Linked DNA regions of Homo sapiens: region 1 is linked to region 2. Evidence: read pairs that join two places in POLR2A ChIA-PET (ENCODE). Cell type or tissue: OCI-LY7. All regions are shown on one strand.

Region 1 (8,000 bases), 85 kb after region 2:
AATAACACTCATCTGTCACCCATGCAATGCCTTTCACAGTTGACTGAGAGCCAATTTTATCTTGCTGTCACATAGAGTGTCCTTTTTATCATTGCAGTTGCACACTTCCCACAATCTTTAGGCAAAGAGGCGGAACTGCCTCATCTACGTGTATAGAAGTTATCTTGTTGCCCGGGTTGGAGTGTGCAGTGTGCAGTCTTGCCTCACTGCAGCCTTGACCTCCTGGGTTTAAGCAATCCTCCTGCCTCAGCCTCCTGAGTTTCTAGGACTACATACATGCCACCATGCTGGGCTAATTAAAAAAAATTTTTTTTGTAGAGATAGGGTCTTGCTATGTTGCCCAGGCTGCTCTCAAACTCCTGGCTTCAAGTGATTCTCCCACCTCAGCGTTCTAATATGTAGGGATTATAGGTGTCAGCCACCATGCTCAGCCTCTCTTGTGTCTCTGAAGAAGGTGCTGGTGAAGAAAGGATCTGGGGCGTCCCAGGTGAGGGAGAACTTTCCAACGCATGCAATCCATCTTGGGCCTCAGGTGACACCCTTGTATCATTCTGAATTAGGAAACGCTTCATTTTTTTAAACCTCATTATGCAAGGAGAATATTTTTTAAAATATTTTAAGGCCAGGCGCAGTGGCTTATGCCTGTAATCCTAGCACTTTTGGAGGCCGAGGCAGGTGGATCACCTGAGGTTGGGAGTTTGAGACCAGCCTGGCCAACATGGTGAAACCCCATCTCTACTAACAACACAAAAAGTACACTGGGCATGGTGGTGCCTGCCTGTAATCTCAGCTACTTGGGAGGCTGAGGCAGGAGAATCGCTTGAACCTGGGAGGCAGAGGTTGGAGGAAGCTGAGATTGTGCCACTGCACTCCGGCCTGGGCGACAGAAGGAGACTCTGTTTCAAAAAAGAAAAAAAAATGCAATCAAAACAAAAATAATAATCATTATGATATGATACCCATGGATTAACCACTCAGATTTAATGGATTTGAACATTTTTACACAATAGATTCTGGTGTGATTTTTTAAAAAAAGTTTATTAAAAAAAATAAAACTGGCTGGGCACGGAGGCTCACGCCTATAATCCCAGCACTTTGGGAAGCTGAGGCGGGTGGATAGCCTGAGATCAAGAGTTTGAAACCAGTCTGGCCAACATGGTGAAACCCTGACTCTACTAAAAATACAAAAATTATCCAGGCGTGGTGGCACATGCCTGTAATCCCAGCTACTCGGGAGGCTGAGGCAGAAGAATTGCTGGAACCCAGGAGGTGGAGGTTGCGGTGAGCCGAGATCTCACCACTGCACTCCAGCCTGGGCAACAGAGCTAGACTCGGTGTCAAAGAAATAAATCAATTAGATTAAATTTAAAAAAAAACTATGCAACTACAGCTAACTCCTTCCACCCTGTCCCAATCCTTTCTTGTACTTCCTTTTGCAGAGGTAACCAGCTTCCTGAACTGAGAGAGATCATTAGTGAGCATAGTTTTATTTTCTTCTTTTTTTCTTTTTCTTTTTATTTAAATAATAGGGACGAGGTCTTGCTATGTTGAACAGTCTGGTCTTGAACTCCTGGCCTCAAGCAATCCTCCCATCTCAGCCTCCCAAAGTGCTGGGATTATAGACGTGAGCCACCATACCCAGCCAACTAATGAGCATAGTTTTAAATCTCCCCACATAAATACGTGCATCATTCAGGGCCTTGACAAGCATGTGCAAACGGGGTCATGGAAGACAATTTCATAAAAGTTCTCTTTGCAAATGTAGAGGCTGCAATAAGGGACCCCAGAAAGGGATGGTGAAGCATCTTGGGGGTAGCAACTGGAGGTCCCCTGCTACAGAACTCAGAAAGACTTGCCACTGTAGCAGAGGGTTACCGACAGTACTTGTGGTCTTCAGTGAACAAATGCAGCCTCTGCAAACCCCTGGCAAAGAGGGAGTAGGCAAGGAGAGGAAGAGAGTTAATTCCCCCTGCCTGTCTCTTCTCCTCCCCTCTGACTCCTACTGGTGCTTCCCATTGGATGAACCCAACCAAAGACAGAGAAAAGAGTTCTCTGATAAGGTCTGTAAAGCTTCCCAGGGCCAGAAGTAGGTAGAGAAGGCCAGGAAGAGGATGTGACAGCTGGAGAATATGTGTCCACAAACAACACAAAGCATTATTTGTGTGTTTTACAAATTCTCTTAAACGATATCACGCTTTTACATGGTTTTTGTTTGTTTTTCTCGAGACAGAATCTCACTCTTATTGCCCAGACTGGAGTGCAGTAGCGCGATCTCGGCTCACTGCAACCTCCACCTCCTGGGTTCAAGCGATTCTCCCGCCTCAGCTACCAAGTAGCTGGGATTACAGGCATGCGCCACCACACCCAGCTAATTTTTTTCTGTTTAGTAGAGATGGGGTTTCACCATGTTGGCCAGGATGGTCTCTAACTCCTGACCTCAAGTGATCCACCTGTCTTGGCCTCTCAAAGTGCTAGGATTATAGGCGTGAGCCACCGTGCCTGGCCTAATTCCTGCATTTATTTTAACTACTCTGTAGTATTCCATTGTTTTGCTATCCCGAGAAATGTTGCAATGAACAGGCTTAGGTACACACGGCCTGACCCATAAGCTCAAGAAACTTGCTTGGGTATTTATACAGAAGTAAATTTGGCTGCGTGTGGTGGCTCATGCATGCAATCCCAACACTTTCGAAGGTCAAGGTGGGCAGATCACTTGAGGTCAGGAGTTTGAGACCAGCCTGGCCAACATAGCGAAACCCCGTCTCTCCTGAAAATACAAAAAATTATTTGGGCATGGTGGTACACACCTGTAAGTCCAGCTACTCAGGAGGCTGAGACATGAGAATCACTTGAACCCAGGAGGCAGAGGTTGCAGTGAGCTGAGATCGCACCACTGCACCCCAGCCTAGGCAACAGAGCAAGACTCTGTCTCAAAAAGAACAACAAAAAAACCTGCTTAAAAAAAAATATATTTGTTGAATTGAAATTATGTACATATCAACTTTACTAAGTACTGCAAAATTGTTCTCTATTGTAATTATTCCAATTTTTCACTCCCACAGACTGAGTATAAAAGCCCGTTTCTGATTCTCCACCCTCACCACAGTTAGTGTTATCAGGATTGAAAAAGTTGCCAATCTAATGGCTCTGAAATTGTGTCTCATGGTTATTTTAATTTGCATTTCCCTGCTCTATACTTTTCTATACCTCATAATCTCCAATGGTGACACTGAAATCATGACAAACCTTCTATTATCACAAAGCAGGTATTAATGCTGCTAATGTTCACAGAATCAATGGCCATTACAAAATGTGCCTTCAGTTGATTGCTCACACCTCAGACTCCTTGAGTTTTCCATACATACAGCTCATGAATGCCAGATTACATGCTGAGCGATTTCATGAAGGAATGCTTGCCAATCAGCTCCATGAGAAAGCGATTCAAAATGATGTTGGTTTCCTATGTTTTCTTGTCACTTTTGAAGAATCCTGTTGAAATGCAAGTCACTTATGGAATGAGCTCCAAGATCTTTTTTTTTTCCCACATGAAAAATACAAGATATGAAACAGCAGGTGTTAGCAGGTTTGTGTTTGTTTAAAATTTAAAAACATGTAAAATGCTTATGAGAGTGTGCCTCTGGGGAGGAAACATAATTTCAGACTTACAGTGGGAAATAGATTTAGTTTTCATATAGAACTCTTGAAAATTTTTCGCTTTTGTTTTTTTTTTACCACCTCCAAATAGGCTAACAAACCAAAAAAATATGATCTGATTAAAACACAATTTGTGACTTTTTTAAAATCCCAAATTCTTTTGTTTTAACTTGCCATTAAATGGATGATTAAATACTGTTTTGGTCCACTGCGGCTGTTATAACAGAATATCATAGTCTGGGTGGCTTATAAACAACAGAAATCTATTTCTCACAGTTCTGGTAGCTGTGAATTTCAAGAACAAGGCAATAGCAGATTCAGCCTCTGGTGAGGGCCCACTTCCTGGTTCATAAAGCCTCTTGCTATAATCTTGCATAGCAGAAGGGGACAGGGGAACTCTCTGGGGTCGCTCTCTCTTTTTTTTTTTTTTTTTTTTTTTTGAGACGGAGTTTTTCTCTCGTTGCCCAGGCTAGAGTGCAATGGTGCAATCTTGGCTCACTGCAACCTCCACCTCCCAGGTTCAAGCGATTCTCCTGCCTCAGCCTCCTGAGTAGCTGGGATTACAGGCATGTGCCACCATGCCCGGCTAATTTTTGTATTTTTAGTAGAGACAGGGTTTCTCCATGTTGGTCAGGTTGGTCTCGAACTCCCGACCTCAGGTGATCCACCTGCCTCAGCCTCCCAAAGTGCCAGGATTACAGGCTTGAGCCACCACACCTGGCCTGGGGTCTCTTTTATGAGGACACTAATCCCATTCATGAGGGCTCCACCCTCATGACCTAATCACCTCCCAAAGGCCCCAGTTCCTAGCCCATTGCATTGGGGATTAGGTTTTAATGTATAAATTTTGGGGGGACATGAACATTCAGTCTATAGCAAATACAGAGCTATGTGAAAGGGAAATTTCTAAAATCAGAGATTTCCTTTTACTATAAACAATACACACTCTTCTTTCGGTTTAAAAGTCATCATAAATGGAGGCCAGTTTAACACCCTGGAAAAGAAGGACAAACAGTTGTCAAACTACTGCAAAATTGCTTAGAAAACTTTAGGCCAGTCTCATGTTTTTATTTCAAGGAAGTTGTGAAATTTACTTTTCCATCTATAAAACAGCAGTGTGACTGTGCTCTGTGGAAATCAATTTTTTATTTAGAAAAAATATTCCATTGTGCATTCCTCCCATATGAGCAACACATTTACCTAGGAAGATAGCAGATGATTTTGTAACCCTAGGTATCCACATGCATGATCACTTTGTCCTCTTCCACTCCTGTGATAACTCCCTCCACAGTGCCATTAGTGCTTTGCCCTGGTTCCTGGGAAGGGACACATGGATGAGTGAAAACATTTTCCTGGGAGCAAAGCAACTATCCAGATCAATCAAATTCTTTTCCCCATGGACTCAAATACACATTTCCTACCTAACAAGTTTTTTTTTTTTTTTTTTTTTTTTTTTTGAGACGGAGTCTCACTCTGTCACCCAGGCTGAATGGAGTGAAGTGGCATGATCATGGCTCACTGCAACCTCCACCTCCCAGGTTCAAGTGATTCTCCTGCCTTAGCCTCCCAAGTAGCTGGGATTACAGGCAGCCGCCACCAAACACAGCTAATTTTTGTATTTTTGGTAGAGATGGGGTTTCCACCATGCTGGCCAGGCTTGTCTCAAACTCCTGACCTTAGGTGATCCATCTGCTTCGGCCTCCCAAAGTGCTGGGATTACAGGCATGAGCCACCGTGCCCAGCCTTCTTTTTTTTTTTTTTTTTAAATTTGAGACAGATTGTCCCTCTGTCATCCAGGCTGGAGTGCAGGATCTCGATCTCAGTTCACTCCAACTTCTACCTCCCAGGTTCAAGAGATTCTCATGCCTCAGCATTCCCAGTAGCTGGGATTAAAAGTGTGTGAGACCACGCCCGGCTAATTTTTGTATTTTTAGTAGAGACAGGGTTTCACCATGTTGGCCAGGCTGGTCTCAAACTCTTGACCTCAAGCGATCTGCCCACCTCAGCCTCCCAAAGTACTGAGATTACAGGCGTGAGCCACCACACCCGGCTTCTATCAAGTATTTTAAAAAATATATTTTTTTCATTGATCAATAACTGAAAAAATGTTTCATTTTGAAGGTAAGTTGTATGTTGGCTGGTTGTTTTTTGGGAGCTGATGTTAAAGGCACTATTATAATAATAGATATACTAGATATGATTGTTATTTTATGTACAATTTCAATATATGTATAGACAAAATCATGTAATAATTTATACAGTATTTAAAATTTTGAAAGCAGTTTCATAAACTTTCCCCCCTCCTTCCTGCATAACAAGTTCTTTTGAACCTACCAGAACTATTTATTTATTTATTTTTCTTTTTTTTTTTTGAGACAGGGTCTCACTCTGTCACTCAGGCTGGAGTGCAGTGGTGTGATCACAGCTCACTCCCAGGCTCAAGGGATCCTTCCACCTCAGTCTCTTGAGTAGCTGGGACCACCGGTGCACACCACAACGCCTGGCTAATTTTTTGTATTTTTGGTAGAGACAGGGTTTTGCCATGTTGTCCAGACTGGTCTTGAATTCATGAGCTCAAGGAGATCCACCTGTCTTGGCCTCCCAAAGTGCTAAGATTACAGGCGTGAGCCACCGTGCCTGAATTGTTCAAGGACAATTCAGAAATCCAAATCCATATGGCTAATTCTATTCATTTACTCATTCTTTCTCCCAGATTTTTATTCAACAAGCATATATTGAGTGTACATTGTGAGCTAGAGATGGGTTAGGTGCTGAGATAGAAAGATGCATAGAAATCCCAGTAAGATGCCACAATATAGTAGAAGAGACAGGATGTATGGATAGCTAATTGCAATAAAGCACTACAAGGGCTGTGAGAGTCAGCTATATCCAACCTAGAGCATGTAGGTCAGTTAGCTATTACTGTGTAACTAACAGCCCATAAATTCTTTATAACATACGGTACCATTTTGCTCATGCATCTAGGAGTTGTCTGGGTGTCAGCTGATCTAGGCAGGCTCAGCTGGGATGACTTGACTTGCCTCCATATATCTCTCATCTTCCTCCTGGAACTAAAGGGCTGGCCTACACATGTTCTTTTCATTCTTATAGCAGAGGGGCAGGAAGGAACATACGTGGCTTCTTAAGGCCTAGGTACAAAACTGGCACATTGTCACCTCCCATTTTTCACTGGCTAAAGTAAGTCATGTGGCCAAACCCAAAGCCAAAGAGTCAATAAATATATTCCATCCATTTAGAGGGAAGGATCACACATTTATTCAGAAAATGGCATGAAAAATGGGGAGTGAGTGAAGTATTTCAATTAATAATATGACCTTTCAGAGATGGATACAGAATGAGAAATAATTGGCTGAGGTGCAAGCAAAAGATGCTGAGGAAAGTGGTGAGCATCTGTATTTTTCACTCTCATAAGTGGTTCACTATCCCCTCCCCTCCCCTCCCCCCTCACTCCGTCCCTCCCTCCCTCCCTCCCTCCCTTCCTTCCTTCCCTTTTTTTGAACGGGGTCTCTCTCTGTAGCCCAGGCTGGAGTACAGTGGTGCAATCATAGTTCACTGCAGCCTCCTGGGGCACAAGCAATCCTCCCACCTCAGTCTCCCAAGAAGCTGGGACTACAGGCATGTGCCACCATGCCTGGCTAATTTTTAAAAATTTTTTTGTGGTGTCTGAGCACAGTGGCTCATGCCTGTAGTCCCAACACTTTGGGAGGCCCAGGCAGGTGGATCACTTGAGCCCAGGAGTTCGAGACCAGCTTGGGCAACATGGTGAGATACAAAAAGATTTAAAAATTAGCTGGGCTTGGTGGCACACACCTGTAGTCCTAGCTACTTTGGAAGCTGAAGTGGGTAGATCACTTAAGCCTGGAAGGCAGACGTTGCCATGAGCTGAGATCACACCGTTGCACTACAACCTGAGTGACAGAATGAGACCCTGTCTCAAAAAATAAATATAAATGCATACATAAATAAATAAATTTTTTGTAGACGGAGGAGGTCTCACTCCTGGTTTCCCAGGCTGATCTCAAGCTCCTGGGCTCAAGCAATCCTTCTGTCTTGGCCTCCCAAAGTGCTGGGATTACAGGTGTGAGCCACCACGCCTGGCCATGGTTCACTATTATTTCATTAATTTTACTTTGTTCCCTTCGCATAGGTTGTAAATTCCTTGTGAGCAGAACTATAAATTACATGTGCTCTGTGTTCCTCTCCACACTTTGGCTTATACTGGTTTATTAATGGATTGACTATTAATAATGGACTCAGGGAATAGAAACTACAAAGAACATAGGATACCATTCCTGGTTGGATGCAGTGGCTCACGCCTGTAATCC
Region 2 (8,000 bases):
AGAATTTTAGATACTAATAAACTATTGTACAAAATGACAAACTAGACTATTCTGAAAATAATTATCTATCGCAGGTGACTGATTGTCTTGTTAAAGGAAGGACTTAAAACTCAAGGGAGATCGAGGTCAAAATAAGATAGTTTGTAATGAATCTAATTATGAGTGAATGTTAGCAGCTATGAAAGTTAGAAACATAGATATGTGCTGAAAAATAAAGATGTATTTCTACAAAAATGAAGGAAAAATTTCAAAGGATACAATGAAAAACTGGCTAACATTTGACTATGAGGAAACATCCCTAATTCTACCCACAAGCAAAGAGGGGTGGATACAGAAAAAAAAAAGTTGAAATTACATGTTAATTCAGAAAGTATCTTTGGTGAAGATGTGACATCAGTGGACTACCTGCAGATTCATACCAATGTTTTCATTCCAGGAATACTCACTACTTTTGTGTGCTATGTTCAAATAAGATACTATTTTGTTTTGTCATCTGTGAAATTATTTTAAAATGTAACACATTAACACCTTATCTTAATTCACAAAGAGAACACGTCATTGTGAAAAACTGAGAAAAACGATTTCAGGACTCTTCTAAACTAAAAGGAATATGCCAGAAAAAGCAGTGCATGGAAGAAAAATGAATGGTAAAATTTCATTTACTCAATAAAATTTTGCAATGAAAGGATCTAAAAATCTGTAGTTCAAACCTTTTGTTTTATAGATGAGGAGGCTAAAGCCTAAAGGTCAACTGGCTTGTCCATAATCGCAAAACTTTTAGCTTTGGTTCCAAAACTGCCTGGGTAGATTACCTCCTAAAACTTTCAACACAGTAAAATTAACCTTTCTCCCATTTCAGCTTTTTAATGCTTTCATTATTTGTTTTCCTATCATTCTTTATATTCGTAACATTATGTATTCCAATAATTTACATCATTTCACAATTTAAGATGCCTTGCACATTACTTCTATTATTTGACAATGTACAACTAGACAAAGTTTCATAATACTTCTATTAAAAATGTTTTATTTAAAAAGCGCCACCAACTTTTTTAAAGTGTCACATTAAGCTGGCATGTGGAGAAAAAAACTGTAGCCATATGCATGGGATTTTATGTAGCTATTTACTCGATTCCATGAAAAACATACTTACCATGGCAGCCCCTGCATCACACGGTACATGTGTACACGATACAGAGCACCTACTTAAAGAAACACACTCACCAACACATACTGTAAACTTTTGCAAGTATTACAAGGAGAAAAACTTGTTTTTACTGTTAAGCAGACTTCTTGCCAATTTTTTCAAAAGGTATTTTGGACTGATCTGCTGCTTTTGGTAACATTTTCAATGAAGAGGATAAATACTTAGGTTGGCTTAATTTGACCTGTGTTGACAATAGTCTTACTTTAGAAAACTATGCCCAAAGAACTCATTATCATCTTTCTCATCCAAACTCCCCTAAGTAAAATTTAGTTGGTTTCACATATTACAAAGCTAAATTTCATATACCAGGATCCTCAGGTAAACTTTCCATATCTATGACCTATGTATCTACACACAATTGCTTAAGTTATACTAAAGAACTTTACCATGATGCATAACCCCATGCCAAATAAATGAGATGCCCTTTTCTTAAGTTAAAGTGAAACTATTGTCAAGAAAAGCCAACACAATGATCAACCACAATGTAATTTAAGTTCAATTACTGTGTATTCACAAAATATTCTTGGAACAAGAAACGTAATAGGTGCAAAAGACAGCTAAAGTGGGTTTGTCATTTTTTGTCATTTTGTCTCTTTTCTTTGTATAATGGTGGCTAAGAGCACGAGGTAACAGTGGCTGCTTGCATTTTTCACACGTAACAAAAACACTTAATGACTCCCAAAGGAAATACATTTTTTAACAAGAGCTAATCCATGATTTGTATCCTAGACCCCTGCCTAAACCCTTGTTCATATGCAGCCCAAGGGTGTCAAATGTAAAAGTCTGAAGGAAAAGAATCCTTTCAGCAAATAAGTATCTTTAGAATAAAAGGAAAATGATTAACTTTTTTTCTTTTCTGAATATGAAAACAATCCCAAAATAATGAATTGTGAACAGGCAAATTTAGAATAGATATGCCAAAGGCCTCCAGAAAAGATAGGGGTCTTATCAATAACATCTTTGAAAAAATCTAAAAGGAATCAATTAAATTTTGATCAGAGTTAACACAGCCACTAAGAGATGGCTGCTGTGAAATAATTTTTTTAATTACTCACTTAAAACAGGCTATATACTTCTCTAAATGTATTTACATCACATAAGGATTAAAAAACAAAACCAAAAGTAAAAGCTCTGCAAGTGGTTCCTAACTAGTTTACAAAAGTTACCGAAAATGCACACTTACAGAGAACACATTAAAACCAATTTCATAAGAATACTGCAGAACATACTTACTATGTCTTTTTAAAATTCCATGGCAGACATCATCTGCCTCTGAAGTGGCTACTTCCTTGGTTTTGGTAAATTTTATTAATCAAGAGTTCTATTCCTTATTTGACCAAAGCAAATGCATTTTACTTTGAACGTGTTCAAACTTAAGTGAGTTGCTTTTGAAGGAAGTGCTAAAGGAATTGGAAACTAGATAAAGAAAACATACCTTTGGTTCTAAAAAGTACCCTTTGAAGTAGCGATACTGAACTGATACTCCTCTACTGAGTACAATGGTTGCTTTCCATAGCATGCTGTGAAGAAAGAAAATTAAAAGCAGCAGCATCAATATCAAACTACAGTGCATAAAGACTTCTTAATTCACAAAACTCCTCAAATAAAACGTATGACCAATATCACTTATTTATTCCTACACAAAATTTTACAGGCCTACTCTGTAGCAGGCAATGGGAACACAGGGGTATATACTGCAGAAAGAGCCTTATCTTCAAAGAGCTTCCTTTGCTGTGTGGGTAGACAGAAAAATAACCAAAGAAGATAGACAGAACGAAGTTCTGGAGGAGGCTTTTAAAAGGAAGGAAGGTTTTAATGAGGAAGCGCTGTCTGAGCTCAGGTCTAAATGATGAGAAGGAACCAGCCATATAAAGAGCCAGGATAAGTTTCCAAACAGAAAATTCAAGTTGTACAAAAGTGGAAGCCAGAGTCAGAATCTTCTGTGACTTCCCACTTAGCGAGGGATGTTACATGGCTGATAAGAGACTTTGGGTCGCAGCTTTTGTGTCACAAATGAGAGATAAACATGAGTTACACTCCTATTCTTGACTATCCGTTATTCTAAGCTGTCCTACCCAGGCTCTGGCTATTCCTCAGACAAGCAGTCAGAACCTGTATCTTGTTTCAGGCCAATGTCTTTCTCTGAACTATGTTATTCTAACAGAAACTAAAGATTTGACTCAACAGCTGCCTTAAGGTCAAGAATTCACTACAATTCATTACTGTAACTGAGTTTTAGCTTCAAATAATAAACTAGTGCTATCCACAGCATGGTCCCAGACCATCATTAGTAGCTGGGAGCTTCTTAGAAATGCAAATTCTCAGGCCCTACCCAGACTTATTGAATTAGGAACTCTGGGGGTGGGGGCCCAGTAACCTGTATTTTAACAAGCCTCCAGGTAACTTTTTTTTTTTTGAGACGGAGTCTTGCTCTGTCACCCAGAGTGAAGTGCAGTGGCGCGATCTCAGCTCACTGCAAGCTCCGCCTCCCGGGTTCATGCTATTCTCCCACCTCAGCGTCCCCAGTAGCTGGGACTACAGGCACCCGCCACCACGCCTGGCTAACTTTGTTTTTTTATTTTTAGTAGAGACGGGTTTCACCGCATTAGCCAGGATGGTTTCGATCTCCTGACCTCATGATCCAACCGCCTCGGCCTCCCAAAGTGCTGGGATTACAGGCATGAGCCACCAGGCCCGGCCGCCTCCAGGTAACTTTTATAAACACTTTGAGAACCCCTGTCATAGACCATTAACCAAACGTTAATTCAGCATGAGTAGTTTAGCCCTACCTGGCTCTGCTAAGACAGGTTTTAGGGCATTGTCCTTACTCTGATACAAGCTTAGCTCCTAAAATAAATACAGATATAGCTCATTGTATTGCACTTTATTATACTTCACAGATACTGTGTTTTTTACAAATTGAAGGTCTGTGGCAAACTTGAGTCGAGCAAGTCTATCAGTGCCATTTTCCCAACAACATGTGCTTACTTCGTGTCTATGTCACAGTTTGGCAAATCTCATAATGTTTCAAACTTTTTTGTTATTATTATATCTGTTATGGTGATTGCATGCTACAGAAAAATCTTTCATGAAAGGAACAGTTAATCAATGTAGTAAACTTCACTGTCTTATTTTAAGAAATTGACACTGTCCTTCAACCTTCAGCAACCACGACTCTGATCAGTTAGCAGCCATCAACATTGAGACAAAACTCTCCACCAGCAAAAAGATTGCAATTCACTAAAGGCTCAAATGATTGTATCATTTTTTAGCAATAAAGTATTTTTTAATTAAGGTATGTACATTTTTAAAAATCACTGCTTTAAACAAACCAACATGGAACATGTATATATATGTAACAAACCTGCACGTTCTGCACATGTACCCTAGAACTTAAAGTATAATAATAAAAAATAAATAAATAATAAATAAGTAAAAATCACTGCTTTAAAGCAAGAATAGCAAATGCTGCCAGGCGTGGTGGCTCACGCCTGTAATCCCAACTCTTTGGGAGGCTGAGGTGGGCGGATCATGAGGTCAGGAGTTCAAGACCAGCCTGACCAACATTATGAAACCACATTTCTACAAAAAATATAAAAATTAGCCAGGCGAGATGGCACAAGCCTGTAATCCCAGCTACTCAGGAGGCTGAGGCAGGCGAATCACTTGAACCTGGGAGGCTGAGGTTGCAGTGAGCCCAGATCGCGCCACTGTACTCCAGCCTGGGTGACAGAGTGAGATTCCATCTCAAAACAAAAACAAAAACAAAAACAAAAAAAGAATAGCAAATGCTTGACACATGTTCCCTATTTTTCCCCAATAAGCCTCAGAATCCTTTTCAACAGAGGTTTCCAGGTGGACTCTTCCAATTAAGAATAGAAAGTTGCCATTTCTGCTACCCCAAAAAGAAAAAAAGGGGGGGGGACAAATTCCCAGTACTACCTCATCTCCAAAACAGCCAGTTGGAGCATGTGAAACTAGCCCCACTAGTGCAGAGTAGAATTACTAATAAGCTGTGAAAAACGTGCTGCCGCCTCTCCCTCAGCCATTATTTCTCAATCTCCAGGAGCAGGATCTAGGTATGTGTATTTTTTTTCAAGTCCTCCCAAGTGATTCTAATGCGATCCCTGGTAAAGAACCACTAAATGAAAACAAGAGATGAAGAAGGCAAAGCAGTGAGTCTTTTTACTCCACTTGTCTAAGCAAATGTGGCAAATTTAAGAATGAACCAGAACCCAGGCATAGTGGCTTATACCCAGCACGCTGGGAGGCTGAGGCGGGAGGGCAGCTTGAGCCAGGAGTTCACAAACAGCCTAGGTCTCAACACAGTGAAACCTCATCTCTATAAAAAAATTTTAATGAGCTGGGCATGATGGTGTACACCTAGCTACTCGAGAGGCTGAGGCAGGAAGATCACCGGAGCCCAGGAGTTTGAGGTTAGAGTGAACCGAAATCGTGTCATCGCACTCCAGCCTGTGTGACAGAATGAGACCCTGTCTAAAAAATTTTAAAAAAAGAATCAGAACTATTTGGTGAACTAAAGACAAAATAATCTGATGAAATTAAATCAAAACCAGGAAAGACGGGTAGTCATATGGTGGTTTAGTGCAGCTGCCTAATTCTGAATTGCCCTTATATCCTTTCCCAAAATACCATAAAATCTACAAGGAGGGCAAATGAAACCACAAGTGACCCACATCTTCAGCAGTATTAGGAAACAATACCATGACCTTCAAGTTTTCTCTAAGCAGAAAAAAATTCCAGGAGAGCTCTAGCTGCCATGAGCCTGTGGGTAGGGAGAGCTGGTAAGAGAAAGCTTAAGACGCTCCCTGAAAGACAGGGGCACAGCAGACTTAGATGCAGAGCACATTAAAATTCCAAAGAAACACAATTTTAAAACTCACGAATATTGTCTAAAGGCACATGGATTCCTGTGTATCTACTCCCTTCTCCCTGTGAAACACTGTTTATCTGCTACCTGTGAATCAATTCTATTTCATTGTACATGCACAACATATGAACAACTGGTCCTCTTAAAATTGTTAAGTGTCTTATCCTGTTCACATCTTTTTGACCAAGTTGGCTGAAACTGACTTAGGACAGGCAGGGGTGTGTTTTAGAGACAAGTTCAGAAAGATATGAGGTTTCACTTCAGACCAGAGTGGCTGATCTGAAAATCGAAGAAAAAATAGCCACTTGAAGGAAATACTAGTCTGTGAAAGACTAGTAAAGAATATATACTATTAAAGTAATACTATTTACCAACAGAACTCTTATAAGGAGAGCTGAGAATTGGCTGAGAAAATATGTCATACTAGTGACAAACTAGAAAAAAGGGAGTTCTGTGTTTTTTAATTTTCTTTCTCCTAGCTTACATTACTGTTATTTTTTTACTTTCCTTTGTTATTTTCCGTTGCTTTACCACCAGTGCTCCTCAAACTATTTGCTGTGAATGACCAGCATTTTTTGTTTGCTTTACTCAACCTGTCTGGTGACCAATATTCTGATCTACATACCCAGTTCAATGAGATGTGTCCACAGTGACATGCATGGAGTCAAACTGCTATACACATTTCTAAATGCTTGCTCTCAGTTTTTGTATTTCTCACATCATGGATTGATTTTTTTAAAAGTCTTTTGGACTGGTACTGGTGCACAGGCCACATTTTAAGACATGCTGCTCTACAGGAAAATAGAGCCTTAGCAATCACCTAATCGGGCACTGGATATACTTGTATGCTATTTAGGAAAACCTATAACACTTCCAACTATCCACAGTGGGGTAAGTGCCACCTCTGCTGACATCCACTCATCTATGCTAACCCCTTTTTATCATGCAGATGAGGTAACTGAGGCCTACAGACATCAGCCGCCCAAGTTCACACTTAACTGCAGAAGAGTGGCTGACACCCAGATTTACCTTTCTCCATCCACTGTGCCCATACTAAGTTTACTGATGGATTCAATGCCACTAGTGAATACATTTCTTCATATTAGCTAAGCTATCTAAGTATGTGTTCCACTCTCTGCTCCTTTTAACACCACATACTTCAAGGAAATACTTTTATAGGCAAATACAAAAATTAGATCTCTTATCAAGAATATGTACTTACCATTAAAAAAAGAAATCAGAAAAAATTAAAAAGAAGAAAATAATATATAGTGACCAGACAAATGTTAATGCCTTAAAATGTTTCTTCAAATAAGAAAGCAAGGTGGGAGGATCTCAAGTCCAGGAATTTGAGATCAGCCTGGGCAACATAACCAGACACCACCTTTGTGCCAAAAAAAACCCCAAAAAACAAACAAACAAAAAAGTAATGCCATCTCCACACCAAAAACAAAAAACAAAAAAACAACCACAATTAACAAGGCATGGTCATGGGTGCCTATAGTCACAGCTACTCAGGAGGCTGAGGCGCAAGGATCGCTTCAGCCCAGGAGTTCAAGGCTGCATTGAGCTAGGATCACACCACTGTACTCCAGCCTGGGTAACAGAGTGAGACCCTGTCTAACTAATTATGGTGGTAAGTACCTAAAGAACCAGTCAAGAATTAAAAGTATATTCAATTATCCTGAGTTGTAAAAATAAAAAATACATCTAAAAAAAAAAAAAGAAATGAAAGTGGTTGAGAGGCAGGGATTAACAGTAAGAGAGGAACCTGTTTTTCCCACACAAATTTTGTAAAATTATTTCACTCATAAAACTATGCAACGTGATAATGTTGATAAAAATTATAACTAAAAGAAAAAATACCAAGATATCTTAAAAGCCCCTAACATCATAAGGTTA

What was found. ChIA-PET counts read pairs that join two places held together with the same protein. Peaks named below come from ENCODE experiments on the same cell type or tissue, not always from the same donor. Only the 100,000 strongest peaks of a DNase experiment are listed, where the experiment ranks them.
Region 1: POLR2A ChIA-PET joins it to region 2 with 10 read pairs; 7 of 35 experiments call an interaction of 5 or more read pairs at or near these places.

What each region holds. Positions count from the first base shown.
Region 1 is chr20:5,675,553-5,683,552 of GRCh38, forward strand. No RefSeq gene overlaps it. Among named protein-coding and RNA genes, the nearest start is that of GPCPD1, 69 kb to the left of the region's middle. In OCI-LY7, no CTCF peak of the experiment used is centred here; DNase peaks (open chromatin) are centred at 89 and 3,989; H3K4me3 peaks cover 470 bases; H3K27ac peaks cover 2,757 bases.
Region 2 is chr20:5,590,685-5,598,684 of GRCh38, forward strand. It overlaps GPCPD1 (glycerophosphocholine phosphodiesterase 1), which reads right to left. Exons shown (of 20, transcript NM_019593.5): 4 at 2,643-2,727. Among named protein-coding and RNA genes, the nearest start is that of GPCPD1, 16 kb to the right of the region's middle. RefSeq lists a silencer at 2,539-2,833. In OCI-LY7, no CTCF peak of the experiment used is centred here; DNase peaks (open chromatin) are centred at 2,677, 3,035, 3,667 and 6,307; H3K4me3 peaks cover 6,370 bases; H3K27ac peaks cover 8,000 bases.